Linked DNA regions of Homo sapiens: all the other regions are linked to region 2. A link is a loop called in an ENCODE intact Hi-C map of the cell type or tissue named here. Cell type or tissue: endothelial cell of umbilical vein. All regions are shown on one strand. Each heading gives the region's core, and the rest is flanking DNA. Links, peaks and the distances in the headings are about the cores only.

Region 1 (10,184 bases), core at 1,464-9,463, 58 kb before region 2:
TTATACCTATAATCCAGCACTTTGGGAGGTTGAGGTGGGTGGATCATCTGAGGTCATGAGTTTGAGACCAGCCTGGCCAACATGGTGAAACCCTATCTCTTCTAAAAATACAATAATTAGCCGGGCGTGGAGGCCGGCATCTGTAGTCCCAGCCACTAGGGAGGCTAAGGCAGGAGAATGGCTTGAACCCGGGAGGAGGAGGTTGCAGTGAGCCGAGATCGTGCCACTGCACCCCAGCCTGGGCGACAGAGTGACTCCGTCTCAAAAAAAAAAAAAATCTATTGTCTTAGGAGTCTTCTCACTCCCCACTAAATCAGCTGCCCAAAGCTACTGCTTTTCTCTTCCCAAGGTTTCTGGCATCCATCCAGTGAATCCATTCCACTTGTAGTCCTTCGCCTCACAGCTACCTGGGCTACCAGCATACGGCTGCATGGAAAGTACTGTCAGCTGGGAGACTGGAGTCCAGTTCTGCTCCCTGCTGTAGTGTAACCTTTAGAACCTGTTTTGTTTGGTTTGGTTTTTCCAATGGCAACAAACGGCAAATGGACCACTTGATAATCTTTAGGGTCCTTTTTTACTCTAAAAGGGCTATAAGTGGTGTCATGCCCCTCTAATCACTATTGTCAACTCCATCTTCTGGAAATAGTACTCTGTGTCTCTGCTATTCAAAATGTGATTTGTGGACCATCTGCATCAGCATCACCTGGGAACCTGCTATACATCCAGTCATGGTCCCATCCCAGACCTCCTGAATCAAAATCTGCAATTTGCCAAAATTCCCCAGTGATGTGTATTGTTTGAGAAACTCACTGCTTCTGTGTCACTTCTCTCTTCCAAAATCTTTCCTGGAGGCAGGGTGCAGTGGCTCAAGCCTGTAATCCTAACACTCTGGGAGGCCAAGGCGGGTGGATCGCTTGAGGTCAGGAGTTTGAGACCAGCCTGGCCAACAGGGTGAAACCTCATCTCCACTAAAAATACAAATATTAGCCAGGCATGGTGGCATGCGCCTATAATCCCAGCTACTTGGGAGGCCAAGGCAGGAGAATCGCTTGAACCCAGGAGGCGAAGGCTGCAGCAAGCTGAGATGGCGCCACTGCACTCCAGCCTGGGTGACAGAGCGAGACTCTGACTAAAACAAAACGAAATCCACAAAATCTTTCATGGAAACACAATACTGACAGGATGAAGTCCACGTTTCAGAAGAAGAAGCCCCCTTCACCAAATAGCCTGATCATAAACCCTCTTAGTGAACAGTTACCATGTCCTCTGCTCCCTGAGTGCAGACTGAGCCTGGTGTCTCACTTCTGCTTATGCTACCTAGAGTGCTTCTCCTTTCTATCCATCCAAATCCTACTCATCCTTTAGCTCCAATCCCAATACGCTCTCCTATTTAACCTTCTCTGCCCACTTGGGCCTTAAATGATATCCCTGAGTATGGGCACACCAATGACTAGCCACATCACTTATTCATTAAATGTACCTATGGGTAGCGACTCTTCTACTCACTTACTGGTTTTCCTCAACTAGACTGTAAATGGCCTTCCAATAAATTCCTGTTGAAATTCATTGTATGCCACCACAATCCATCAAAATCTATTTACTTAGCATTTACTATCTGCCAGGACATCCCCTTGAGAATGTTACTTTCTACAGCCTTGCACAGGCTCCCTGTACAAGGGAGTACTACTGGGAATCTATTGATTTTTTTGTTTGTTTGTTTGTTTTTGTTTTTTTTTAAAGAGATGGGATCTTGCTCTGTCGCCCAGGCTGGAGTACCGTGGTGTGACCATAGCTCGCTACAGCCTTGACCTCCTAAACTCAAGTGATCCTCCCGCCTGAGGCTCCCAAGCAGCTGGGGCTGTGGGTATACACCACCATGCCTAATTTATTTTTTTTAGAGATGGAGTCTTGCTATGTTGGCCAGGCTGGTCTCAAACTCCTGGCCTCAAGCAAACCTCCCACCTCAGCCTCCCAAAATGATGGGATTAGAAGTGTGAACAACTGTCCTAGGCCTGGTTTGTTTAAATTGGATCACTTTGCCAATAAGCCTGACTCTTTTTTCCTTCCTCTTTTTTTTTTTTTTTTTTTTTTTTTTTAAGAGACAGGGTCTTGCTCTGTCACCCAGGCCTAGGTTGGAGTGCAGTCATAGTCCACTGCAGCCTTGACCTCCCAGGCTCAAGCAATCCTCCTGCCTCAGCCTCCTGGATAGCTGGGACTACAGGTATGTGCTACCATGCCCAGCTTCCTTCCTTTAATTTGTGTTTGCAATTTTACTGCATGGGATGTGTATTTTCATGTTTTTATTTAAGATTTACTTTTGGATTGCAGAGTTACACTAGGAAGCAAAAATAATTCAACAAATATTTAAGATCTACAACCTAGATACATAAGAACTTAAAACAGAATGTTGTAATGTTTAATCACTTTTAGGTAAAAATCAGTAGTGGCCTGTCAGTTTCTTCATCCATACCTAACTCTTCAGCTTTTCATGTCTCATTTCACCCGTATTGCTCGAGGTATAGCAGAAGATGTTAGTCATTGTTCTGGACCCCCATAAGCTCTTGGCCTGGTATAAGAAATTTTCTTCCGAGTGAAACTGAAGGAAAAGTACTCTCATCCCATCATATCAAAGAAGAAAGGTTCTAAGGGGGAAATTTTTATTTCACAGCTGAAGAATTCTATTCCACTAACTGCAACCTTTAAGTCTCACCATAATTAAGGGATCAGTGAATTTCTGCAAGCTTTCATAAGAAAGAAACCTGAAGTGGCAATTTCCACCCAGCCATTAGTGCTCTCTGTTAAAATAATTGAGCCTTTTGCTGTATTAGTTTATATTCTCTTTTTTTTTTTTTGAGATAAAGTTTCACTCTTGTGGCTCTGGCTGGAGTGCAGTGGCGCCATCTCAGCTCACTGCAACCTCCGCCTCTCAGGTTCAAGCAATTCTCCTCCCTCAGCCTCCCGAGTAGCTGGGATTACAGATGTGTACCACCACACCTAGCTAATTTTTGTATTTTTAGTAGAGATGGTTTCACCATGTTGGCCAGGCTGTCGCGAACTCTTAACCTCAAGTTAAGATCCGCCTGCCTTGGCCTCCCAAAGTGCTGGGATTACAGGCATGAGCCACCGCACCCGGCCTGATAGTTTATATTCTGCAGTTATTAGTTACTTATTTATTTAGGCCTCACCACGTTCCAGAAAATGACTTAAGATGGCTAAGTAACTTAGTTCAGTGTTACATGATAAAAGTAAAAAGCTAAAGAGCTAATTAATTTATATGACACAAATAGCAGAGGGAACAAGACTACAAAGTAGAGTAGGCCCAGGGATTCAGTTAGTTCATAAAAGGTGAGCCATGGGATGCTACAGTACAGACAGACAACATGATCAGTTACGAGATGGATGTTACTATACTTTTATGTCTTAAGGTAGCCATAGGAAAATGGCTCTTTCTCTGAGTAAAAATTTCTCCTCTGGCTTCTGGCAGAGATAACACACTATTACTCTGAAAGATACCACATGGAAAATTCCTGAAGAAGTCACCTTGCTCTGGAAATGCTTTCACATTGGGCAAAGCTGAAATTAGGTCTGAGATCCCCGAATGAAAGCGGAGGAGCATACCAAGGGGGCCTCCCTGAGGTCCACACTCCCGTACCCATTCAGAGGAGACAAGAAGTACCCAGGGCAGGAACAGAAATCAGTCTGGGAAGACAGGAGGGTAAGTTCCACCATCTTGAAGCATGGCTGTGCTAAAATACATCAGAGTTGAATTGGTTAAATTCAGGAGTAATTTGAATCTAAGAGGGTCAAGCTTGGTGCTCCCACACCTCATGTCAAACAAGGCGTATACTGCTTTAATGTCTAAACTGTCTTTGTTTAAAACTATGTACTAGATCGTTTAAGCTACAACTTTACCAATGTTGAGTGCATACCACATACCAAGCATTTTGCATGGAGATAAGAATAAGATCTACACACCACAATGTGGCAATGGATCACTTCAATAAGATGTGAGTGTTGTGTTAGAAGAATGCACCTTTTACAGTGTACAAAACACCAGAGTGTCATGTTATATAAATGTAATCATTAAAAGACACAGTGTCCATGAAGACATTTTAGTTATCCTAAAAAACAAATCCAACAAGTTCTATAATTCAATTTTTCATTCTACTAGCAGGACTTGGCATATCCACACTATAATCCACCCCCTGGGTGAATTTCCCAGGGGTAAAGACCATGATATCTGGCCATTCTAGATGGTAGTGGCTATCCCCAGAATCCTCTCACCCTCCCTGTTCTCATCCCATGCTCACTAAGTGATCTCCTTTGCTTTTTTGAGACAGAGTCTCACTCTGTTGCCCAAGCTGGAGTGCAGTGTGCAGTGGCACAATCTCAGCTCACTGCAACCTCTGCCTCCTGGGTTCAAGTGATTCCCCTGCCTCAGCCACCCGAGTAGCTGAGATTATAGGCACGCACCACCCACACTGAGCATGTATATATATATTGTATTTTTAATAGAGATGGGGTTTTGCCATGCTGACCAGGCTGGTCTCAAACTCCTGGTCTCAAGTGACCAGCCGCCTCAGCCTCCCAAAGTGCTGGGATTACCCGTGTGAGCCACCGTGCCCGACCACTAAGTGATCTTCTGAGTACATCCAGTTGCTCACTGGGATTGACTAACATAAGACAAAAGTGACAGGAAGCACTACATAAGCTCATTTCCTTTTGCTTTCTCTGTTTTTTTCCATCTCCTCTTTCATCTAATCATTCCATCATTTTAAAAATAGTTACTGAGCCCATAAGTCAACGAGGATAAAACAGTGAAACAGACACGCACCACTTCAGTGGGGTTTCCATCTAGTGAATTCTTAAGTCACTCACTTTGCATTTCAACTCTAAGCCACAGGTACAACACTCCTTCTGTTCGGGCACCAGGCACATGACATCTGGGTAACTCTGCTCAGCTCTGGATGCCACATTTCCCGGGGACAATGGAAACCAGAGCACCTTCACTAGAATGGTGTCTGGAAATGGTATCAAATACTCAGGATCAATTGGAGGAAGCAGGGCTGTTTACACAGAGAAGGGAAGAAAAATATAAACATGGGAAAGCCTTCCAGGGAGCAGGGAACTGCCCAGTGCAGAGCTGTCCGACCCCTTTCCCCACAGCGGTCCCCTGACAATGAGAGCGCACTGCACACTAGGAGAAACTGAGAAAATTTTAAATGGAAAAAAAAGTATTATTATTTTTATTTATTTATTTATTTATTTTGAGATGGAGTTTCACTGTTGTTGCCCAGGCTAAAAGAGTGCAGTGGCACGATCTCGGCTCACTGCAGCCTCCGCCTCCCAGGTTCAAGCCATTCTGCTGCCTCAGCCTCCCCAGTAGCTGGGATTACAGGCGTGTGCCACCACACCCAGCTAACTTTTGTATTTTTAATAGAGACCAGGTTTCACCATGTTGGCCAGGCTAGTCTCGAACTCCTGACCTCAGGTGATCTGCCCGCCTTGGCATCTCAAAGTGCTGGGATTACAGGTATGCGCCACCACGCCTGGCCAGAAGTATTCTTTTAAAGTAATACCTAATGACCATTGAGAAAATAAAATCAGGCCAGACACAGTGGCTCACGGAGGCTGAGGCAGGAGAATCACTTGACCCTAGGAGGCAGAGGTTGCCGTGAGCCAAGATTGTGCCATTGCATTCCAGCCTGGGGGACACAGGGGGACAGGGAAAAAAAAAAAGGAGGAGGGGGAGGGGAAGGGAGAGGGGGATGGGAGGGGAGAAGGGGAGGGGAGGGGAGGGGAAAGAGAAAAAATCAGAGTATTAGTGAAGATATTAAATATCGAATTGACATAATACTTTTAAATAAAATATTTTCCAATTTTTTCAAGAATGTTGAGCTTACTTCTTTGAAAATAATTGTCTTTGAAATAACTGTCTATATGCTTGAAAGAACTATATGCCATTCCAGATCAAGATGTTTAATGATGATCTCTTGATGTTCTTGTTGGTTATTAGTAACAAGAAGTTTTACTCAAACTAAGAGGTAAAAATTGTTTTAACCTTTTTTACAACCATTTTAAATTTATTAAGCATTTTACAGCCAACAGAAATACGGCAATTTCTATTTCAAGAATGTAAAAGCACCTTATTTCATTAACAGACACAGTGAAATCTCTTATGAAAACATAACAGATTTTAAATCTAGTTTAATTTTTCAATTAGGTACTACAATATACTGACAAAGTTCTTGCGTGCAGCCTTGTGCATGCAGTGTTCATCCTGAAGCTAGCTTGGCCGTGCTGGTCCAGAGCTGCCTCCCACCACATCTGACCACTGCACCTTGGACTCCATGCCTGAAGCTTCAATTCATCTCTTCCATGAGCTTCAGGGACCCTTGACCATGATGACCAAGTATGCCGCTGAAGTACACATCACCCATCCTGTGTACTGCTCATGGGAATCACTTACACCGCTCTGCCCTGGGACCATGTTCCAATAAGCCCTGTCAGCGGTTCTCAAACTTAGTGCCTTGCAATCCCTGGAGGGCTTCTTAAACACAGATTGCTGGGTCCTACCCAAGAGTTTCATCTGCATTTTTACCAAGTTCCCAGGTGACACTGATGCTACAGGCTGAGGAGCCACACTTTGAGAACTACTGGTCCAAAGAAGGCTGCTCAGAGCTGCTTCTAGTCAGATTCAGTGGCCTGCAGGTGAAGGGGTAGGTGTATCTGGAGCCCCACCTGAAGTCTGGCCTGGTTTTCAGTGCTCTAAAAGGGATGATCAAGACTAAGGATTTTAAAGTTAAGAGGAGGCTGGACTCAGTGGCTCACACCAGTAAACCCAGTGCTTTGGGAGGCCCAGGCAGGAAGATCCTTAGAGGCCAGGAGTTAGAGGTTACAGTGAGTTATGATTGCACCACGGCACTCCAGCCTGGGCAAACAGAACAAGCCCCATCTGGCCGGATATGGTGGCTCACGCCTGTAACCCCAGAACTTTGGGAGGCCAAGGTGGGCGGACAACTTGAGGTCAGGAGTTTGAGACCAGCATGCCAACATGGTGAAACCCCGTCTCTACTAAAGATATAAAAATTGATCAGGCATGGTAGCACATGCCTGTAATACTAAGTACTTGGGAGGCTGAGGCAGGAGAATCACTTGAACCCACAGTAAGCTGAGATTGCGCCACCGCACTCCAGCCTGGGTGACAGAGCGAGACCCTGTCCCACCTCCCCCCCCCAAAAAAAAAAAAGAAGAAGAACAAGACACCGTCTCTAAAAGAAAAAAAATTTTTTAAAAGACAAAGATGGACTCACCATCATTTTATTAAAAAGGATGGGGGAGGAGGGCAAGCAGAGCCAGGTGTCCAACAATAGAATAAATTACTTACAACATGTGGAAACCACATCAATGGAGCATTCAAGCTTGACTGCAGGACTGTCTGCTGTCTGGGATGGGGATTTTTTTTTTTTTTCTTCAGAAACTGGTCAGACCTCTGACCGACTACTATAATTCCACTACTTGATTGGAGTGTAATCATTGGAAATGAAATTAAGTTATTGTGGTATAATTTATCGTTTACATGAGTTTTTTTTAATGGGAGAAGGAACTGCAAGTTCTAGCCCAATCACTCAAACATTTGAAACAGACGACCTTCCAAAGTTGGCAACAGCCTACAACTGAACAAACATTTATGTCTTCATCTATTCAACGAGTGTTTCCTGACCAGTTTGTACTCAGTTGACGTGCTGGGTACTGGCAGTATAAAAAAACAGTCACTGACCTTCAAGAGCTCGCAGTTAAGCAAGAGAAACAGTAACTGAGAATATAAAAAATTAAAGGCTTTCATGTTATCATATAAATAACGTCGGAACTGATTAGTATGCAGATTGGGTGACTGAATAAGGGATTTACAAAATTATGCAGCCTGATCAAACAGGAGGTGCTAAATTTGAATGGTTCCTCTAATAGATCAGCTCACATTTTGTACTAATGAAGTGTCACTATTATTGTTGTCTTTGCTATTGTAAAATCATGTGGTGCTATCATGACATTTAACCACTTTCTCATTCTCTGAACCATATTTTCTAACCATCTTTAAATATTGTGTAACCATCTTTAAAAAGCTCCAGAATCAATTGCAAGCCAATACATTCTGAAATCATCAGCCACAAATTTGCTTTTAAAATAAATAAACTTTTGACTTAGTCATGTTGTATAATGATGTAACACATTAAAAAACACATGGGGCTGGGCGCGGTGGCTCACGCCTGTAATCCCAACACTTTGGGAGGCTGAGGCAGGCGGATCACAAGGTCAAGAGATGGAGACCATCCTGGCCAACATGGTGAAACCCTGTCTCTAATAAAAATACAAAAATTAGCTGGGCGTGGTGGCGTGCGCCTGTAGTCCCAGCTACTCGGGAGGCTGAGGCAGGAGAATCGCTTGAACCTGGGAGGCAGAGGTTGCAGTAAGCCGAGATCACGCCACTGCACTCCAGCCTGGCGACAGAGCGAGACTCCATCTTAAAAACAAACAAACAAACAAACAAACAAAAAACCACACACGGATAGATATCATATTATTTGAGAAAGAAAAGAATTATATAAAAATTGGAATCTCAGAAACAAATGGCAAACTCTAGCCCAGGGCAAACTTTTTATTGGTCTATTATAAATGTTTGCAAAATCAGGTTTATAATGGAAACAGGCGGACAAAGTTCCAATGTAATATACATAAATGACATGTTTCTGTTCTTGTATAGTGATTTTCCTCCCTTCTGAGCATTAATCTTTGAATGACTTACTCTATAAATTATGAAACTTAGTTCAAAAGCAAATGAAATTTAAAATACCCATTTATTGAATGGCAAAAGTGCCACGTTGAAATTACTGTGATTTATCTGTGTCTGTAATGGTTACTACAGCAAACATACTTCATTGCTCAAAATTATTACCTGGTTGCATAGTTTACTGTGGTTTAAACATAAATTTATCTCGCTGTTCAGAACAGCAGCTGTTTGTCAGGGTCATGTTCATTCATCCACAGCCACAAGGCCCAACTTTTTCTTTCTACAACTCTAAAGTGGCACACTGACGTATACACGTAACACTCACTTTCTGGAAACCAATTAAATTCACACGGATCACTGACTACTAATATGGGAGGAGGGGACAAGGTGGAGTACTGTTTATCCAGAACAGAGTTCATCTCCATGCTCACATGCCTGCTTGGACCCCGCATGGTTCTGGCAGCTCAGGCAGAAAGCATAGATTGGCACTATAAAAGCAGCCCTGTCTGCAAAACAAATGGGATTCTTGGGCATTGGTGCTTGTGGGCACTGCCATCACAGTGACTGAGTCATTGCTGCTGTGCCTAGGTAGAGAGATTCTGGTTGAAAAGCCAACCCTTCCTCTATACCAAGAGGAGGGCCTTCTCCTTTCCCTCCTCGTCATTTACCTGGTAGAGAAGTTGGACAAAAATGCATATTCTCCATCTGGAAGAAAATGTGCCACATTATGATAATGGACTAAATGGCTCACTATATAAAAAGTGCTGATAAATAAACAAGAAAGACATTACTTTAAATAGAAAAATGAGCAAATGACTTTAAGAGATGGGTCAGACAAATAAGGATAGAAAAATATGTGTGCTCTTATAAATAACGAGAGCAATATAGTTTAAAAGCACAATAAGATTACTTTCCAAACTGGTAACTTTTTCTCCCTAAATACTGGGAAGTATAAGATAAGAACAGGGCAAGAGTGCTGCTGGTGGGAGTGCAGACTGTAGAACATTTCCAGGTGGTCAACAGTGTTTCAAGAGTCTTTCAAATGTTCCTACTTTTCAGCCTGCTACACTCATATCTAATAATTGGCCCTGGCTGGGCACAGTGGCTCATGCCTGTAATCCCAGCACTTTGGGAGGCCAAGGTGGGTGGATCACCTGAGGTCAGGAGTTCGAGACCAGCCTGGCCAACATGGTCAAACCATGTCTCTACTAAAAATACAAAAATTAGCTGGGCATGGTGGCACAGGCCTGTAGTCCCAGCTACTTGGGAGGCCGAGGCAGGAGAATTGCTTGAACCCGGAGGGTGGAGGATGCAGTGAGCTGAGATTACACCACTGCACTCCAGCCCAGGTAACAGAGCGAGACTCTGTCTCAGAAAAAATAATAAATAAAAATAA
Region 2 (10,184 bases), core at 944-8,943:
CATGACTTCATTATAATTTTTAAAGCCAATAAGGCACTATGCTGGTGCCTTATGCATGTATATCATCCTGTTCTCTTTGTATGATTTCAAAAGAAACAAATGGAATACAGTTCAAGGTGTTAATTACATAAGCTTATTAAAAACAAACTCCTAAGAGGCGTCAGTTCTAACATCTGGCACGTCTATGTTTATGTAGTTTATTAGTTTTATATATGTGAGAAAGTAAAATGTAGGAGCATAATATTGCAAAACAGCCACTACCAAAGGAAAATTATTTCATTCCATAAACAAGCCTTATAAAGAACTAGCTCTAGTGTAAGTCTGAAAGGGAAAGAGCGTGGCAGCAAAAACAGGTTTTTACATGCTAGTGTTTCTGGATTCATGGGAGGGTGGTACTGTGCTTCCTTATGTAACTGCAATCTAAACAATTTTACATAATCAGAAAATAAGTGTTTGCATTATCCCATTTTATAAAAATGAGTGAAGACCTTTTCCAGGCATTTTGCATAGCCAGGTCATAAATGATCTACATTGAGAACTCTGGATAATTTTTTGCAATTTGTAAGTGAATAACTACTACTGGGGGAAATGGTTCTGATAGTAAACATCCCAGAATAAGGCCTATGACCTCCAGGAGCAAACTCAGGCCACAAATACAGGAAACAAAGATTCTCAGTAGGCCATTAGAATTAACTGTCCTCCAAGAACTGGCAGGTACTTCACCATCCTCCTGGGTCACGGGGAGGCAGGTGCATGGAGGGGCCTGAGTGCAGGAGGTTCCCTGCCCCCACTCTGCCTTTCCTTATTTAGGACCACCATGAACCCAGAGGACATCCTGGCTCTGACCTAAACTCAAGTCAGATCTGTACCCACCTCCCTACAGACAAGAGTGGCAGTGGGGACCTGACATGACTCTCATGCTAAACTGCAGAAGAGCCAACAAGGCAGCTGAGCACAGTGGCTCACGCCTGTAATCCCAACACTTTGGGAAGCCAAGGCAGGTGGATCACCTGAGGTCTGGAGTTTGAGATCAGCCTGGCCAACATGATGAAATCCCATCTCTACTAAAAATACAAAAAAAAAAAAAAATTTAGCTAGGTGTACTGGCGGGTGCCTGTAATCCCAGCTACTCAGGAGGCTGAGGCAGGAGAATCACTTGAACCTAGGAGGCAGAGGTTGCAGTGAGCTGAGATTGCGCCACTGCACTCCAGCCTGGATAAAAAAAAAAAAGAATAGCCAACTAGGTGCTCCATAGATATAATTCAGAAAATGCCCAAAAAGAGATCAGTCAGTTAATTTCAACTTAACTTCATTTTCTCTTAAATATTAGCCCAGTGACATTGGTCTCTTCTCTCCCCATCCTCCTCTGTGGCAACAAAGACCTTAGAAGGTAAAACATGGAGGAGGGAAGGGAGATTGGCCACTCCTGAAACACACTTCTGTGAGGCTGGTATTCTCACAGCAACATTCAAGGAGATCGCCAAGAGAATGACAGTAAGCACAAGGCACTGGGTAAGATCCTTCACCAATTGTGTTTTCATGACAGCGTTTCACTTCTTACATAAAAAACATGTATTAGTCCTCATTTGAGAATACCTTATAAAGTCAGTACATATTTTTGAAAAAATGAGACCCTTATTAGGTCAGAATATATTTTTGTAGGGTTTTTTTGTTTTGTCTTTTGTTTTTTTGAGACAGAGTCTCACTCAGTTGCCCAGGCTGAAGTACAGTGGTGTGATCTCGGCTCACTGCAAGCTCCGCCTCCCGGGTTCACTTCATTCTCCTGCCTCAGCCTCCCGAGTAGCTGGGACTACAGGCGCCCGTCACCACGCCCAGCTAGTTTTTTGTATTTTTAGTAGACACAGGGTTTCACTGTGTTAGCCAGGATGGTCTCGATCTCCTGACCTCGTGATCTGCCCACCTTGGCTTCCCAAAGTGCTGGGATTACAGGCGTGAGCCACCGCACCTGGCCAGGTCAGAATATATTTTTGAAAAAGCATGAGACTCCAAAGCAAAGAGAGAATTTAATAGGAGAAAACCAAGATGGCACTGTTAAGAGACAAGAAAAGGAAAAACCTGAAATTGAGATATTTCAACCTAGTGTGTTAACATAGGGATGACTCAAGGACTAGATGCTGGGACCAGTATTTCAAAACTTTCCACACACCAGTTCTGTGTAAATTTCCTCCTGATTCCAAATCTTGCCAACCATCTTTAAATCTCCAGTGATAGTTAATTACCTACTTGTTTTTTAGAGTTGTCTTGGGTTTTGTCTATATATCACAATTTGTTTTTTAATAAAAGATGTACAGATAGACTTAAAAGGCCACAGAATACTTTGTGTAGACAGGGACATTCGAAAGGTCACTTTCACTTGATCTATCCTTCTATCCTTCCTCACCTCTGCCTTCCACTTACAAAAGAGAAAAATGCTATTTGTTATTAACAAATTATCTATTTTGAGAATTTTTTTTGAGGAGGTGGTTGGATTTTTGTTTTTGCTGGTTTGGGTTGGGTTTTTCTTTCCTTTTTTTTTTTTTTTTTTTTGTTTTTCTTTTTTTTGAGACAATCTCGCTGTGTTGCTCAGACTGGAGTGCAGTGGCATGATCTCGGCTCATTGCAGCCTCTGCCTCTCCGGTTCAAGCGAATCTCATGCCTCAGCCTCCTGAGTAGCTGGGATTACAAGCACACACCACCACACCCAGCTAATTTTTGTATTTTTAGTAGAGATGGGGTTTCGCCATGCTGGCCAGGCTGGTCTCAAACTCCTGACCTCAAATGATCCACCCGTCTTGGCCTCCCAAAGTGCCAGGATCGCAGGCATGAGTCACCACGTCCGGCCAGGTTGGGTTTTTTTGTCATGGAAAGGGAACAGCCAGTATGGTAGAGTGGTTAAGATGCTAGGCTCTGACCTTAAGAAAGTTATTAAATTTTTTTTGTGTCTTGGAGAGAGGTATCTGCCTCAGGTATTATTTGCATTGCTGCCAAATAAAGACATAATCCATGTAGAACACTCAGAACAGTGTCTGATACCCAGAACTCCATAACGATTACTCTTATCATTAACAATGGCCACTGTTGCTTATCATTTTAATAGACTATGATGACCAACTCTTAAACTATCTTCAAAAAACTTTCCTGCATCATAATGAAATCACCTTTGCCTGAGTAGAAACAGTTTCAACATGTGAAGCAGATGTGACTACAGATGAAAACAGTCTGCAGAAGTCCCAGAGACTCATGACAAACCCAGCTTCCAAAACAGCCTTTTCCCCTCTCATAGCAGGCTGTGCCACTAAAGACAGATTCTCCCTCTGTGCTGCATTCCTGGAACAAGCAGCCAGTCTCTCTACCTTGCACACGCTGATGATTTCTAGTTGTTTCACTTAAGCACATCCAGGTACTCTCCCCAACACGTACAGCTCTGCCAGGCCAATGCACGTGTCTGTTTCCTTCATAACTCTTTGCAGCTCCACCACAATGTTGCACAAGGCAGGCATTTACTAAAAGCTCCACAAGTGAATGGATCCGTATCTTCCAGAGTAAGAGACAGCATGCAACTTCCCACATCATATGAATGCCTTGAAAATTATTTGTTTTTGTTCCATTTGATCAAGTTTGTAAAACAAGCTAAATGCCTTCTATTGACTTCCTGATATTTGTGGATTCAGAGCCCAGGAAGATTCTTGTATCTATATCAGACAACAAATAGAACCCCGTGTGTGTGTGTGTGTGTGTGTGTGCGCGCGCGTGCGCGCGCATGTGGGGGAGGTTGGAAGGATGAGAATTAAGGGGAAAATTTCCATTTATTGAGCATCTGTATACCTATACTACATTGTCGGTATTCTTGTACATCATTTCAATTAATGCACAACACCAATGAGGACATCAAAGCAGGAAGGTTCCATGTCCACTGCCACATGGCTAACAAAGAGCTGGTCCTAGCTGGGAGCAGTGGCTCACACCCGTAATCCCAACACTTTGGGAGGCTGAGGCAGGTGGATCACTTGAGGTCAGGAGTTTGAGACCAGCCTGGCCAACATGGTGAAAACCCGTCTCTACTAAAAACACAAAAATTAGCTGAGTGTGGTGGCTTGCGCCTGTAATCCCAGCTACTCAGGGGGCTGAGGCAGGAGAATCACTTGAACCTGGGAGGCAGAGGTTACAGTGAGTCGAGATCGTGCCACTGCATTCCAACCTGGGCAACAGACTCTGTCTAAAAAACAAAAAAAGAAAAAAGAGAGCAGATCCTGGCTTCAAATCCATTCCTGTCTACTCCAAAATCTGCCTTCACCACCACAGAAGTACGGGCTCACTGCAGTTGGGCACACAACAAGCTTAAGCTAACCTTACTGCTTATTTAAACTATAAAGCCATCTACTGAGGCCTTCCACAGAAAGTAATCCCCACCCCATAATATTTTAAAATAAAACTTAGGGTTAGTTAACAGTACTCCTGAGATGCCTACAGTGTACAGTTGAATAATTCACTTAACCTGAATTGAGGAAACATATGGCTGGGTGCTTGGCCAGGCCAAATTGCCACATCCTCCACTCCATTATTTCTTCCTGAGGCTGGGCTTGCGGTAGACCCCGCAGCCCTGAACGACTCCACCCACAGGCCCCATGGGAAAAGCTGTGACTGAAATGCTGGCACAGCCGCTGCCACCCAGGCACTCGAGGCCTCCGAGGGGTGTCCCCCTCCTGGGCTTTTCACCCCAGCACTGCAGATAAGAAAATGAAATGGAAGTAAGGAGCCAGGGGGATGGGGGCAGCAGCTCCGTCCATCCCCACCAACTCCATCACCCCAACCTGGGGCAGAAGACCTGGACTTGTAACTCACAGACTAGGAAGCATAGGCCAGATACAGATAGAGGCTTCACCTCAGCTGGCTGCAGAGGGCAGGAGGGCTGCGTGTCATCACATCCTGCTTCACCCTGGTCCACCCTCCCCAAGGAAAGCTTCCTGAGGAAATCCTGACTGCTACAGAGAAATGGGTGGTTCAGCCCGAGGACGTAAACAAGAGCAATGTGTTTTGTTCTGTTTCCCTGCAGACCTGCGCAGGGCCTCTGGCTAAACAATTCTTTGGCAGCCATGCAACTAAAAACCAAGCTAAGCGGTGGCTCAGACAACTAAAACTTGTAAGTAAGAATGTGCATGGTCAGACTCAACTGAGGATTGCTAAAAGGACTGAGGTGTGTTCTCACCTAAGTTTTTAGCTTAAGGAAGCATAATTATAAACCGCGATTACTTTTGCACCAACCTAATACAATAACAAAAAGATACACTGTGGCCAGGTGCGGTGGCTCACGCCTGTAATCCCCGCACTTTGGGAGGCCGAGGAAGGTGGATCACCTGAGGTCAGGAGTTCGAGACCAGCCTGGCCAATGTGGTGAAACCCTGCCTCCACTAAAAATACAAAAATTAGCCAGGTATGGTGGCAGGCGCCTGGGAGGCAGAGGTTGCAGTGAGCAGAGATCACGCCATTGCACTCCAGCCTGGGCAACAGAGCAAGACTCAGTCTTAAAAAAAAAAAAAAAAAAGCTACCCACTAGTTACAGAATCCATCAGAACCCAAAGATGATGAGAAGGAAGGGAAATTACTTGCAGAAGCGTATCCAAATGGAATCCTTGGCTTATGCCTGTAATCCCAGCACTTTGGGAGGCAGACGGGCAGGATCAGGAGGTCAGGAGTTTGAGACCAGCCTGACCAATACGGTGAAACCCCGTCTCTGCCAAAAATACAAAAATTACGCGGGCTTGGTGGCCCGTACCTGTAATCCCAGCTACTCAGGAGGCTGAGGCAGGAGAATCGCTTGAACCTGGGAGGCAGAGGTTGCAGTGAGCTGAGATCGCACCATTGCACTCCAGCCTGGGCAACAAGAACAATACTCCATCTCAAACAAACAAACAAACAAAACAAATGGAATCCCTATTTTCTTTTAGTTTTACAAATGACAAAATTCAGGCCCAAACCTAAATGCTTGCCGAGCTTATACTCAGGATCCAGACATTGCAAGTCAGACACCAGAAATGCACCATCGCCCCACCAAGTCCGGACAAGACTTTAAATGAAGTTCTTCTTGTTCTGTTGTCTGCTCGTCTCCTTCCAAGTATCCAATATTTTCTTGTGTCTATATCTTAGCAACTAAGTTCCTCAGCACAGTGTCTACCTTTCTTAAACTTCTTCTCAAAAATGATCTCTATGGGTTTTTTTTGGTTTGTGTTTTTGAGACAGGCTCTCCCTCTTTTGCCCAGGCTGGACTGCAGTGGCGCGAACACAGCTCACTGCAGCCACAATGTCCCAGGCTCAAGCAATCTTCCCACCTCAGCCCTCCAAGTAGTTGGAAATACAGGCAGCGCTACCATGCCTGGCTAATTTTTTTTTTTCTTTTCTTTTTTGAGACAGAGTTTCACTCTATCCCCCAGGCTGGAGTGCAGTGGTGCCACCTCGGCTCACCGCAACCTCCACCTCCCAGGTTCAAGCAATTCTCCTGTCTCAGCCTCCTGAGTAGCTGGGATTACAGGCGCACGCCACCACGCCTGGCTAATTTTTGTGTTTTTAGTAGAGATGAGGTTTCACCACTTTGGCCAGGCTGGTCTCAAACTCCTGACCTCAGGTGATCTGCCTGCCTTGGCCTCCCAAAGTGCTGGGATTACAGGCACGAGCTACCCTGCCCGGCTAATTTTTGTATTTTTTTTTTGTAGACATGGGGTTTCATCATGTTGTGCAAGCTGGTCTCGAACTCCTGAGCTCAACGATCCACCCACCTCAGCCTCCCAAAGGGCTGGGATTATAGGGATGAGCCACTACACCCAGGCAAAAATGATCTTTATATTCCTAGCTCCATCTCTCCTTCAGTTAAAGCTCCCATTATGTGAGCCATTTCAGCAAGGGAGAGCAAGACATCAAAGGTGCTTAAGGATCGATCATGGAGGATGCATCATTTGAATTCTTAAAGGGAAATATGGTCATGAGGTGGGCAAGAATGAGATGTACTTCAGTATGACCCCCTCCTCATCACCTCTACCAGGAGAACCAACAATATCTTTGCAGAGAACTCTGTGCCCTGCAAGATGTCTCAGTTAAAAAAAAAAAAAAGATAGTAAAAGAATTTGATCCAATAAAACAAAAAATGGCCATCAGGCTTCCTAAATACTGTAAATGTCAAATGACTGATACAAATAGTAGGTGCTAAAGAATGTGCAAAGAAGAGAAATACTGATTTTGCAATGTCAACAGACCATACGATTTAAAAAAGCAATCATGGGTTGTAAATCATATGATAATGAGGCATGACAGCTGGGAGCTAGCTTGATCACAAAGTACCTGACACAGTGAAATACTTGAAGGGAAAATTTTCTTTTTCCTCTCCTTTCTTTTTTTTTTTTGTGACAGAGTCTCACTTTGGTGCCCAGGCTGGAGTGCAGTGGCACGATCTCAGCTCACTGCAACCTCCGCCTCTCAGGTTCAAGTGATTCTCCTGCCTCAGCCTCTCAAGTAGCTGGGATTACAGGCACATACCACCATGCCTGGCTAATTTTTGTATTTTTGGTAGAGATGGGGTTTCACTATGTTGGCCAGGCTGGTCTCCCACTCCTGACCTCAGGTGATCTGTCTTCCTAAGCCTCCCAAAGTGCTGAGATTACAGGCATGAAGCACTGTGCCCGGCCGGAGGGAAAATTTTTGTTAATCATGGAATGTTCTTAATTTTTTAATATTGGTATCTTTGACTCCATGCTTCATTTGTACTATTTTGCAATGTTTCCTATGGTCAGAACCCTTGGGGATGATGCAGACTCTATCCTTGTGTTCTTCCCATTTCCCGTGGCAGAACCTATTCTCATCTTGACCTTGTATCTACAGAAACCTTCCTTTTGGACTTGAGTCATTTCCTGTCCCAACTATAGCAACTGCTAGCCTTACGTTCTTCTTGAATATTGAATTGTGAACTCTAAACGTGCTCAGGACAGGCAACTTTCACGTTTCAACTTCCACCCTACATTAGTTAGGAGTCTACACTCTTGCTTTTGTAATCCATCGCTGAGCTTGATTCAAAATTACTGATTCCACTGTCATTCTTTTAATTGAGTATGGTCCTCTCCACACACCCCATCGACTTCCCACAGCTAATGGTGAGTGTGTGTGTCCCCAAAGGAAAGTGGAGCAGTGGTGAGCCATCTCTCAAGACTTCAGGGGACCTTTCCCTTCGTGACCATGAATCATCTTCCTTCTCGATCTCAACGTGAAAACTTTCCTTTTCCTCTGCTAATAAGAAGTTTCTTAATAGGATGTCTGCTGGGCTGTGTAATAATCTCCAAAGGGAAGTGATGGAGGTTTTGGCATGAGTCATTGACGTGGAGCTGGAGGAAGTAATGGGCAGTAATGGACCAGAGGGAGCAGTCCTTTACCAACAGGATGGGCTGCCGATGAGCTGGGAAATTTTATTTTTCTAACTCTCCATTTTTATATTACTTGGTGAGGACATTTCTCTCAATGCATTTACTCTGAATGAATGGTGGGCATTAATATTAATTTATTCAGGGATCAGAACTTTTTAGAATGTATGTCCCATTAGAGTTTAATTAAAATGTCCATTATAGAATCCACAGGGAATAAAATATCCTATAAGTGGTTTCCATTTTCTCCATATCCTCTTTTACTTTCATTGCTAACCCTCAGCAATCCAGCAAGGAGTGATTTCTGACTCTCCAAATCTTGTAAGATGCCTGCACATCTTACACAGCCTCAAAGACCAGGGAGTGAGGTGGTACCAGGAGGGGTCTGAAGCAGAGGTTAAGAAGAGCCTCAATCGGCCGGGCGTGGTGGCTTATGCCTGTAATCCCAGCACTTTGGGAGGCCGAGACGGGTGGATCACGAGGTCAGGAGTTCAAGACCAGCATGGCCAAGATGGTGAAACCCCGTCCCTACTAAAAATACAGAAAATTAGCCGGGTGTGGTGGCGGGCGCCTGTAATCCCAGCTACTCAGGAGGCTGAGGCAGAGAATTGCTTGAATCTGGGAGGTGCAGGTTGCAGTGAGCGAAGATCGTGCCACTGCACTCCAGCCTTGGCAACAGACCAAGACTCCATCTCAAAAAAAAAAGAAGTGTTGGGAGGCCCAGGCAGGCGCATCATTGGAGCCCAGGAGTTTGAGGCCAGTCTGGGCAACATGGTGAAACCCTGTCTCTACAAAAAAATAAATAAATAAAAAAAATAAAGAAGAGCCTCAATCACTCCGTCCCTAACACTATCCACCGCCACGTCCTCCAGAACACCGTGATTCATCTGATGTTGCATTCAAAGGATTGAGGACAGGGAATTCAAAGGGTGAGGCCAAGGGGTGAGGCAGGGCAGCCCTGTGTTTATGGATATCACCACCAAGGTTCCTTTGCAGCCATGCAGCCCATGCCCAAAACCCTTGGCCAGGGTCCCTGCCCCACATCAGCATATCTGCCCAGACCTAAGAAGCCACTTCAGGAATCCCTGCACCAATAAGACTTCTATGCTGCACTACAACTTTCTCTCCACACCCTCTCTCCCAGCTCTGTCCTGGGTGGCAGTTGGGATAGGTAGCAGTTGAGATTCAAAGAGGAAAACAAAGAGGTATTATCTTCTTTAGGAAACTTTAACTCAATTCCACTACTTGTATGTATGTATGTATTTTTGAGGCAAGGTCTTGCTCTGTTTCCCGGGCTGGAGTGCAGTGGCACAATCATGGCTCACTGCAGCCTCAACCTCCTGGGCTAAGGTGATCCTCCTGCTTCATCCTTCCAAGTAGCTGGGACTACAGTCACACGCCACCACACCTGACTAATTTTTTATTTTTTGTAGAGAAGGGGTCTCACTATGTTACCCAGGCTCAATTCCACTATTTTAAAACAAAGATGGAAAGCATTCCTAAGCCTCCGTTTCCTCATACGACCACACCCTCACCCTCACCTCACTTTCAAAAAAAAAAAAGGCATATAATAGTAAAAATGGCAAGCAGGAAAGGGGAGAAAACCAGGGGCATTAGACTGAGGCCTTGTGTGGGAGGGAAGATGGGGCACATTGCAATCTCTTCCTCATTGCTCAGTCCACATCACTGCTTATCTCATAGAACCTAGTAAGAAATGCTGGACATTTGGCCAGGCATGGTGGCACATGCCTGTAATCCCAGCTACTCGGGAGGCTGAGGCAGGAG
Region 3 (10,184 bases), core at 884-8,883, 74 kb before region 2:
GTGCTTAGCTCAGTTCCTGGCACATAATAAGAACTCAATAAGCATCACCTATTATTACCTGTCTATGCCTTTTCAATTTTTAGTCTATATAAACCACCCCATGAAGATTTCCTCCATAAACATATTACAAAATAGCCAGGTGGCCCTCCCTACAGTTGGCTTCCTTGAATGTAATGACACTAAAGAATCTTGACACACAGCTTGTCAGACATCTAGGTAATTTTCAGATTCCTTTGTTTACATGCATACAAATAAAAGTTAAACTTTTCATAGAAAATACTGCTAGTCTCCTACGCAATGTCTATTCACCCTCTTTCCTTAAGAAAAGAACCCTGGCCAGGCACGGTGGCTCACGCCTGTCATCCCAGCACTTTAGGAGGCCAAGGCGGGCGGATCATGAGGTCAGGAGATCAAGACCATCCTGGCTAACACGGTGAAACCCCGTCTCTACTAAAAATACAAAAAATTAGCTGGGCATGATGGCGGGCACCTGTAGTCCCAGCTACTGGGGAGGCTGAGGCAGGAGAATGGCGTGGACCTGGGAGGCGGAGCTTGCAGTGAGCCAAGATCGCGCCACTGCACTCCAGCCTGGGCGACAGAGTGAGGCTCCGTCTCAAAAAAAAAAAAAAAAAAAAAAAAAAAAAAAAAAAAAAGAACCCTATGTTGTTCAGGATAGCAATGTGCTCCGTTAAAAATGCTCACTTCTCTAAACTCCCTTATAGCTATGGTGGTCAAGTGACCCAATTCTGGGTCCCCTTTCTTTGCTTTATTTTTCTCCATACCATGACTTTAAATATGTAATTTTTGTTCTAGTATATGCCCCTGCCTTCAAACGTAAGCTCGTGACAGTTCTGTCCATCACTATATCCTGGGCCCCCTGAAGGGAGCCTTCTACAACCGGTAGTTGGTCAGCAAACAGCTGCTGCACGAGGAAATGAGTGGCACACACTGGAATGTGGTGGACAGGGTTTCTAGGAAAGCTCTGCAAAGCACAAGGTTTAGCCTTGGGACCTACTGCCTTCTTCCCTCTCTTCGCCCTGCTTTTTCTTCCCACCTAGAAGATGCAGCAGCCACTTTGAGGCTATGACGGGAAAGAAAAAGAAAGAAGAAAAAAGAAAGCAGTCCAGCCATCTGGGTTTCTGAAGGCCGACTTGAGTCATGGAGCCAGCCCTGGACCCATTCATGGAACTCAGATGTGTCTAAGGAATCACTATTTGTCAGGTTTTCTGCGACTCGTAGCTAAACTCATTTGTTGTAGTTATAAAGCTATTTCCCAGCCCTCTCAAGAAAAGCCTTACCCTCTAAATATTCTTAAAAGTGTCTGGTAATAGAAAATTAGTTAATTTCACCTGTTCAGCCAGTTGACACAAATCCGAGATTGAGCAATAAAGCAGGTATGTCAGAGGCATTTGAACCAGAGCGTCTCCACCTTGAACTGGGGCTGGGTAAAATAAGGCTGAGACCTGCTGGGCTGCATTCCCAGAAGGCTAGGCATTCTTAGTGACAGGATGAGACAGGAGGTTGGCAGGACTGGTGTCACAAGATACAGGTCAAAGATCCTGCCGATAAAACAGGATGCAGTAAAGAAGATTGCCAAAACCCACCAAATCCAAGATGGCGATGAAAGTGACCTCTGGTCATCCTCACTGCTCATTATATGTGAATTATAATGCAATAGCACACCAAAAGACACTCCTAGCAGCACCATGACAGTTTACAGGTGCCGTGGCAACATCTGGAAGTTACCCTATGTGGTCTAAAAAGGGAGGGATGCTCAGTTCTGGGAACTGCCTGCCCTTTCCCCAGAAAACTCATAAATAATTCACCCCTTGTTTAGCATATAATCAAAAATCAACTGTAAGTCTATTCAGTCGAGCAGCCCATGCCACTGCTCTGCCTATGGAGTAGCTATTCTTTGGTTTCTTTACTTCTCTGATAAACTTGCTTTCAGTTTACTCTATGGACTTGCCCTGAATTCTTTCTTGCATGAGGTCCAAGAACCCTCTCTTGGGGTCTAGATCAGGACCCCCTTCCAGTAACAGATAGTCTCATCAATAAGCGATGTAGATAGATATAAAGAGAAGAGGCTCAAATGAAATCTCCCTTGGCCTTCTTTATTAAACTTCCAGTGAAAGCATATGGAGAGACCAGATAGTGTAAGAAAATAAGGATGAATGGGGACCCCACCAAACTCATAATGGGGTAGGGAGGGTCTGTTCTTTCTTTCCACACACCTACTTACCTATCACCTACCTATCAACCCACCTCTTGTATATGCAGGTCAAGCACATCTAGAGGTCAGCAGCCCCACTTGGCAGGGGCATCCACAATAGATGCTGAGATGCCAGGTATGTCGGAAATCTCACTGCTTGTCTCTCTCCCTCCCCCTCTTCTGGTCAGAGCTAACTTCCTGTGACTTGAGACTTTAAACCCTGTTAAATGCTAAATACTACTGACAGAAGTGATGTTATTTTTTAGAAACAGACATTTGAAACATAATTAAGGCCAGATACCTCCCTTAGAATAGGTTTCAGCTGGGCAAGGAGGACAGAGGCGTGCACACAGGGGGTCCCTGAGACAAGCTGGGAGACTGGATCTGCGAGGCAGGAGTCGCAGGAGCAGTGCTCAGCTTCCACGCTGCCTCCTTCTTTGCATTTCTGCTTCTAAGGGTGGGCCCCTGCAGGTCTTGCCCACATGTGTTTTCTAAGTTCTCTTGTTTTTGGAATAAAAAGCAGAGAAAACTTCTGCCCACAGAACACCACTCTGACGCAGAATGATATTTTGGTTGGCAGAGACTTTTGCAGACACCAACCAGACACAGCCAACTGGTTCGCCAGGTCACCCTTTGAGGGTCCTGTACTCAACAGCAAGGCTCCCAGCAAGCATTTTGATGTAAGGGAATAGTGAGATTGTCTATTTGCATCTTCAAATACAATGTATAAATTATTCTATAGCGACAATGCATCAAACCTATTCAAATTATAATCTGACTTAGGATTTTCAGGGTGATACATCTTTAAAAGCAAATGAAATTTAAACACAAAACCTCTTGGGAGATTTTATACAAAATAATCATCAATGCAAGAATAAGTATCACCCTTCTGCAACCATCACAGTAACACTGATTCAGGCAAGAATCATGGAAAGAATCTAAAACCAACAGGTAAAAGTTTGATGAGAAACATAATAGTTTCACGGTCTCAGAGGATCACCTCACAATATATGTATATACATACATACATATATATAAAATATATATAAAAATATATAATATGTATTATATATAATATATATATTATATATATATTCACTACAAAGAAGAAATTGTAACTTCTCAGAGAAAACCTGGCAGATACCACCTTAAGTGAATGACCAAAATTAATATCACTAATAATGAAATAAACGGACATCACGGGCCCCCGATATAATGCACTGTGGCGCAAAAAAACACAAAAACAAATAAACCCTAAACAACAAATACTTCATCAAACAACTAGCTTACACTCTGAAAAAGGCTAAGAAACCCTTTCAGATTAAATGTGACAAAAGACGTGACACCAACATGCCGTGAGCCATTTTTTTTTTTTTTTTTTTTTTTCTAAAAAGTGCTGGATTGGAAAAACACTGCTAAAAGAGACATTATTGGGACAATTAGTAAAACAAATACAGCTGGCACGGTGGCTCATCCCTGTAATCCCAGCACTTTGGGAGGCTGAGGCGGGCAGATCATTTGAGGTCAGGAGTTCGAGAACAGTCTGCCCAACATGGTGAAACCCTGTCCCTACTAAAATACAAAAAATAGTAGCCGGGTATGGTGGCGGGTGCCTGTAATCTCAGCTACTCAAGAGGCTAAGGCAGGAGAATAGCTTGAACCCAAGAGGTGGAGGTTGCAGTGAGCCGAGATGACGCCACTGCACTCCAGCCTGGGCGACAGAGCGATACTCCCTCTCAAAAATAAATAAATAAATAAAAAAGAAAAGAAAAGAAAAAGAAAAACTTGAATAGAAACTATGTATTAGAAAAAGTTATTAAGTTTCCTGTATTTGGTCATTATACTATATTATTCTGTAACAGAATGTCATTGTCCTTAGGAAATATTTGCTTAAGCATTTAGGGGTGACAATCATGATGTCTACCATTTATTCTCAAACAGGCCAGCAGTAATAATAATTAATGGTGGTGTATGTGGGGGGCAGGGGGTGTGTGAGAGAGAGAGAGAGAAAGCTCAGGAGTGTGCAAATGTCAACAACTGGTGGCCCACGTGAAGATTACATGAACATTCACTGCACAATTCTCAATCCTTGAAACTTTACTGTAACTTTAAATTTATTTTAATATTTTTTTCTTTTGAGATGGGGTCTTGTTCTTTCACCCAAGCATGATCACAACTCACTGCAGCCTTAACTTCCTGGGCTCAGGGGACCCACCTGCCTCAGCCTCACGAGTAGCTGGGACTACAGGTGGGCACCACCACACCTGGCTAATTTTGGGGGGGCTGGGGGCGGGGGGCTGGTGCTGGATCAGACAGGGTCTTACTATGTTGCCCAGGCTGATCTCAAACTCCTTGCCTCAAGTGATCCTCCCACCTCAGCCTCCCAAAGTGCTGGAATTACAGGCCTGAGCCACTGCACCCAGCCATAAAAGTTTTCAAAAGAAAGTGTTTTTAAGTTAAAAGCAAAGGATAGCATAGTTTTCAAAAGCCATTAACAGAGAAATAAAGGACAAAATGTTTTTAAACTTTCAAATTGTTTAGAAACACATTAAGTTTGAACCACTTAAAATTACAGAGGCAAAATGACAATATTACAAATGGAGACAGTGGGCGTGTGTTTAAAATTTTTTGTTAACCTCAGAGGAGGCCATCAGTCTCTCTCAGCCACAAGAGCCATGCCACATTTTACTAAGTAAAGGATATAAACACGGAAAGAATGACTCTCCACAATTGAGGGGAAGAAGTACTACCCAGCCTAACTAAGGTTAGTACAAATTTGGTGAGTCACTTCCTCTTAGGAGGAAGAGCAAACATTTCTCGTTTCCTGAAGGATTCAGAGATTCTGAGGGAACACCTGAGCTCTCAGCCTGAATCATGGCACATAATAAACTAGGGCAGGAAAAGCTACAGCCCGTTCACTCGATGCTTCTACCCCACCACAATACCTCCAAGTTCAAAGTCAATGTCAACTTGAGCCTTTTTTGTCTATTTCAGCCTCCATATTACTAGGTTCCTGGGAGGAGGCAAGGCAAGCAAAACAAAAAAAGCTGATGGGGTGTGCACAGTTATCTTCTCAACCTGAGTGGGCAGTGGCCTTGGTTTGCTATGGTACATCACCCACAACGTTCCTCAGACCAGAACAAAACCCACAAAGCCTCTTAAGTTTAGAATTATAGCTTTCTGGCAAAGCAGCCCTCCTCCCAGAACCGCCTGTGCCAGCAGCACACACACGTGGATGGATTAGGCAAAGCTGTGCTCTAAAGCACACACACGCTCTCCCCAACGTGTGCTTTGCATTCCAGAAATACTTGATGCCTAAACCACTTCTGTGCCTCCCTTGGCATGAACGTACAAGTGGCTCCGTGCCAAAGGAAGCGTCTGTTTAGAGATGTGGACTTTCTTTAAAATTTTTTACCATGGAAGATCACAAATAGAACATTCTAGTACAATGATGATGCAATAAAGCAGAAAAAGAAAAGGTTTTAGAAAAAAGATTCTCTTGTTTTTGTCTTATTTATGTTGCCTAAAAGAAATACTGAAAATATAACAAGAAACATAAAATTAGCTTCCATGAGAGCAGAAATTACAGGGTCCAAGTTGGGTCAAGGAAGCAAAAATATTACCTTTAACAGGAAACGCTAGGGATCATTTGCCATTTTTTAACACACACATTCACTGTTGTTTTAAGGTCACCTACCAAAATGAGGTGCAGAAGACGGGTTTTTAATCATTGGTTTATTCTGGAATATAGTATATTTTATATTTGTATCTTGCTTCTTGATAACTTTTATCCTACATTAAAAATTAATGTAAAAGATGAAAATCCATCTTGGTTAATGCACCTATCCTTTCCCTTTCTATTTCCGGAGATTTATTTAGGGTTTATTCACAATAAGTGTAAAATCAGTAACTCTTCACAAAATCCTCAGACATCACCAACTGCATTACAAAACACACTCTTAGCCACCTAGATACACACACATGCATGCAACATGTTAAGGAAAATGACATCGCATAACTCCATAGTACATACGCACATGATCGCCTGTTTGATTTCCGTCAGCATGGACCTAAAAGACACCTTCTTGGAAGGTGGTCCTGGGCAGAGGGAGAAAGACTTACTTTCTTTCCACTTCTGGGGTTGACACGGCGCTACAGAAGCCAAGCGACTCCTACGAGAGAAGATTCGTATAGTCAGTGTGGTCAGAGCAGCAGGCTTCATCTGATTTGTACAGAGTGTCACTTAAAAAAAAAAGGCAGAAGCAAAACTAGATGATTAAAGTCATTGTGCTTACTTCGATCTGGGACCGCAGCTGAAGTGACGTGGGGCTAGCATCGGGTTTCTCCTAAAACAGAACAGATGCCAGTTTAACGGGACTTCCAAACATGTCACACGCGAGAAAGACAAATAGACATGTAAGAAGAGAGGGGAGGATTCGGGAAAGGTTGGGGTATAGAGTGGGAGGAGATGGCAGAGATAAACAGATTTTCTGGGAAAACTAAAATACTTTTAAAATGAGAGCTCTAGCCCCCTAAGATTGAAATATTTTCCAAACTTTGTTGCCAGACTCTGCTGACAATTTTATTTCAGAAGAAAAAAAGCACAATTTCAGTCAAGGGGACTGACAGTTCATGGTGAAATAATTCTGTGGATATACTTAGTTGGTCACTAAGACACTGAATTTACTGCAACCCATTTGAGTTTAGCTGTTTTCCAACGACACTAGACTTCCAATCCAATTTTTTTTTTTTTTGAGACAGAGTCTAGCTCTGTCACCAGGCTGGAGTGCAGTGGCATGACCTCGGCTCACTGCAACCTCCGCCTTCCAGGTTCAAGTGATTCTCCTGCCTCAGCCTCCCAAGTAGCTGGGATTACAGGCATGCGCCACCACGCCCAGCTGATTTTTGCATTTTTAGTAGAGATGGGATTTCACTATGTTGGCCAGGGTGGTCTCGATCTCTTGACCTCATGATCCGCCCCCCTCAGCTTCCCAAAGTGCTGGGATTACAGGCATGAGCCACCGCGCCCAGCCCCAATCCAATTTTAAAGTTCTAAATGTATTCAGAGCACTTAATAGCTTAGGAGAAGTTGTTAATGTCTTTAGGAAGTTGGGAAGCTAACTGAATGTTATCTTGCAGCCTTAAAAATCACTATACTTCCCTAACACAAATGAACTGACCTATCTGGAAATTTAAAAACAAACACTCGCGCGGTATCGAGTTGATAAATGAAATATAAATACTTGATATTAAGAATGCACTGAAATATCATTAAATTGTGAGAGGCAGAAGAATCAAAGAATATTACAGATAAAACCATATGGTGTAACACCCTCATTTCATAGTTCAAGGAGGCTGTATCTCCTTTGAAAGTAAAAGAAAACGAAGAGTATTTAGATAAACAAATTACCTGTGATAAAAATAAATTATGTAAATTATGCATTTTCACATGCATCTAATTGTTCAATTGCCCTTTTCATCATTAACACAATTATAAAACTACACCAATACCGAAAACCTTTTGTTGATGTATAAAAGTAGCAATAAAGTATTAAAATAAGTATAACTCAGAGCAAAGTTATACTTTTAAATAAGGAACAGGAATCCAGCACGAATATAGAGTATCGGAATGAATGCACTTTCATGCAGGATTGTGGGGGAGTGTTCTGGGAATCTGTTGCTCAACAATGTGCATGTGGCTGACAACGCTGCACCGCACACTTGGGTAAACTGTTGGGAGTGTGAATTTTATGTTACGTGGTTTTTTTTTTTGTTTGTTTTGGTTTTTTTTTTTTTTTTTTTTTGCCACAATGAAAAAAAAAGAATGTGCTGGGATGAGTACATCTGAGAATGGGATGACTGTAGACAAGCGGCCAGAAAGAGAAATGGGTTTTAATGGACAAGAATTTAATGAACTGGCAACTCACTCTTCCCCTAATCTCAGGCCCTTGTTATAAACAGTTATCACAGTGGCGTAAAACCTCCATAGAACTCTCATTAACCTCCTCCTGGTTTTCATTGCTGCCGCTGTTCATGACAGACATATTTCTGTACCAAACTTGATACACCATTTCTACCAAACAGTATATGGACAATGTTTTGAGTTATATATTCCAAATGTGAATGGTAGGATGTCAGGCTCAGGTGCAGTTAACAAAGGGGATATATACTTTTGGACATTTCTGGTGCTTACAGACCAATCACAATTTTCCAGGACCTAACCTTTCAGCCTCACATAGAGAAATTTACAAACTTAAATGGCAGGAGGTAAGCAAAAGTATAATTAGCAATTTTTTAATCCCAAATCTTCCTTCCTATTCAGGAGTTGGTACAGAGAACTCAGAGTGATGATGAAACTAAACTGTTAGTTTGTCTGAAATTTTCTCTGAAATTGCTCCTTTAACACCCAATTGCAGCCCATGACCTTCTATAACCATCAGCAAAAGTGACTGGTTCAATTCACCTCCCCTCCTCCATTTTTACCTTTTCTTCAAGCTCTAAGTTTCTACCTCACTAGTAATCATAATAGTCATGCTAGGAAACGATCTTCTTTTATTTATCTGCATTTTTTTGAATAGATTTTATTTGCTAAGTGCATCATTTGCCATGTCATATCACAAACGTAACATATATGGTACATTATGCAAAACGTACCTGCCCCTGCATACAAAGTAGTTGCTTATTAACAACCATATTAAATGTTTGATGATAGGGAAGCAAAATTTTAATCATTTCATCTTAGCATGTTCATTTGCTACTTATAATAGGCATTTGATTCTTTTAGCTATTTAAACAAATTTTTTTTTTTAAAGAAACAGCATCTTGCTATGTTACCCACACTGGAGTGTAGTGGCTATTCATGGGCGTGATCATCACGCAATGCCGTCTTGTGCCCAGAGCTCAAGCCATTCCTCAGCCTCCCAAGTAGCTAGAACTATAGTTCATGACCACGCCCAGCTTGTTTAGCTACTTTTCAGAAAATTGATTGGGGCTATAGTTTGACATATAATGTTAAAATCATGGAGACAGGCAATGTTTTCATGCAGGACGTTTGTTTTATCAAGGGCAGCTTACTGATGTTGAGCAGGAGATCTTGTATAGTGATATTTCTAGTGACTTGTTTTTTTTAAGACCAAGTAAGAGAATAACTTTTTCAGGACGTCTTCTTAATTTTATCCCCCGAGGATAAGAGATTACAGTCATCATTTAGATGCATGTCTTCTAGCAAACACATTCTAAAGTAAAAATATTGCACAACTGAGGAGAAGCTTGTAAAGTCATCCACTAAGTTAAGGACCTATAAATGATTGGAGAAAGAAAAATGGAATAAACTATTGGCAAAATTCCGTTATTATAACACTGATGAGTGTCACATGATGTCAATGACAAAAGAGCAGAAGAGTAATTCCTATAATGTGCCATGTGCCATGCACCTGACTGCTCAGCCATGACCCCTTTATTCAGAGAATAGCTGATGGTTTACACTACAGCTCCCGATCTGGATGTCACAATGTAGACAGAAATAGTAAACATTGTGAACCTCATCAAAACAATCATTGAGTATATGTGTAAATATGTATAACTTTTGGGCATGTTGTACACTGAGAAATAAGAACCTTCTCTCCTCCCCTAACATACACCGACTGTTTCATTTACTACTGCCGTGTAACAAATCATCCCAAATGTAGTGGCATAAACCAACAAGCACCTTATGATGTTCACAGGTTCTGTGAATATGAATTCAGAAAGGCAATAGCAGAAAAGGCTTGCTCTGCTCTACAGTGTTTGGAGCCTCAGCTGGGAACATGCAAAAGCTGGGGATGACTTGATGGGTGGGCTGTAATCACTGGAAAGCTTGCTCACTCAAATGTCTGGAAGCTGATGCTAGGGCTGCACGGGTTGCTGAGGCTTCCTCACAGCAGGATGCTGGGTTGCAAGAGTAAGCATATGGAGAAAGGCAGGCAGCAGCTGT

What was found. Peaks named below come from ENCODE experiments on the same cell type or tissue, not always from the same donor. Only the 100,000 strongest peaks of a DNase experiment are listed, where the experiment ranks them.
Region 1: it touches region 2 in a loop (4-fold over the local background); 2 of 110 quality-filtered maps call a loop at or near these places.
Region 3: it touches region 2 in a loop (6-fold over the local background); 5 of 110 quality-filtered maps call a loop at or near these places.

Annotation. Positions count from the first base shown.
Region 1 is chr6:148,421,298-148,431,481 of GRCh38, reverse strand. All of the region lies in intron 2 of SASH1 (SAM and SH3 domain containing 1), which reads right to left. Among named protein-coding and RNA genes, the nearest start is that of SASH1, 84 kb to the right of the region's middle. In endothelial cell of umbilical vein, for the core only: no CTCF peak of the experiment used is centred there; DNase peaks (open chromatin) are centred at 4,871 and 7,621; H3K27ac peaks cover 4,945 bases.
Region 2 is chr6:148,362,330-148,372,513 of GRCh38, reverse strand. The region is part of intron 1 of SASH1 (SAM and SH3 domain containing 1); the gene reads right to left. Among named protein-coding and RNA genes, the nearest start is that of SASH1, 25 kb to the right of the region's middle. RefSeq lists enhancers at 4,216-5,091, 5,092-5,968 and a silencer at 7,655-7,855. In endothelial cell of umbilical vein, for the core only: no CTCF peak of the experiment used is centred there; DNase peaks (open chromatin) are centred at 4,983 and 8,253; H3K27ac peaks cover 6,495 bases.
Region 3 is chr6:148,436,558-148,446,741 of GRCh38, reverse strand. It overlaps SASH1 (SAM and SH3 domain containing 1), which reads right to left. Exons shown (of 20, transcript NM_015278.5): 3 at 6,508-6,558; 4 at 6,335-6,384. Among named protein-coding and RNA genes, the nearest start is that of SASH1, 99 kb to the right of the region's middle. RefSeq lists enhancers at 544-1,044, 4,855-5,149. In endothelial cell of umbilical vein, for the core only: no CTCF peak of the experiment used is centred there; DNase peaks (open chromatin) are centred at 941, 5,041 and 5,481; H3K27ac peaks cover 6,120 bases.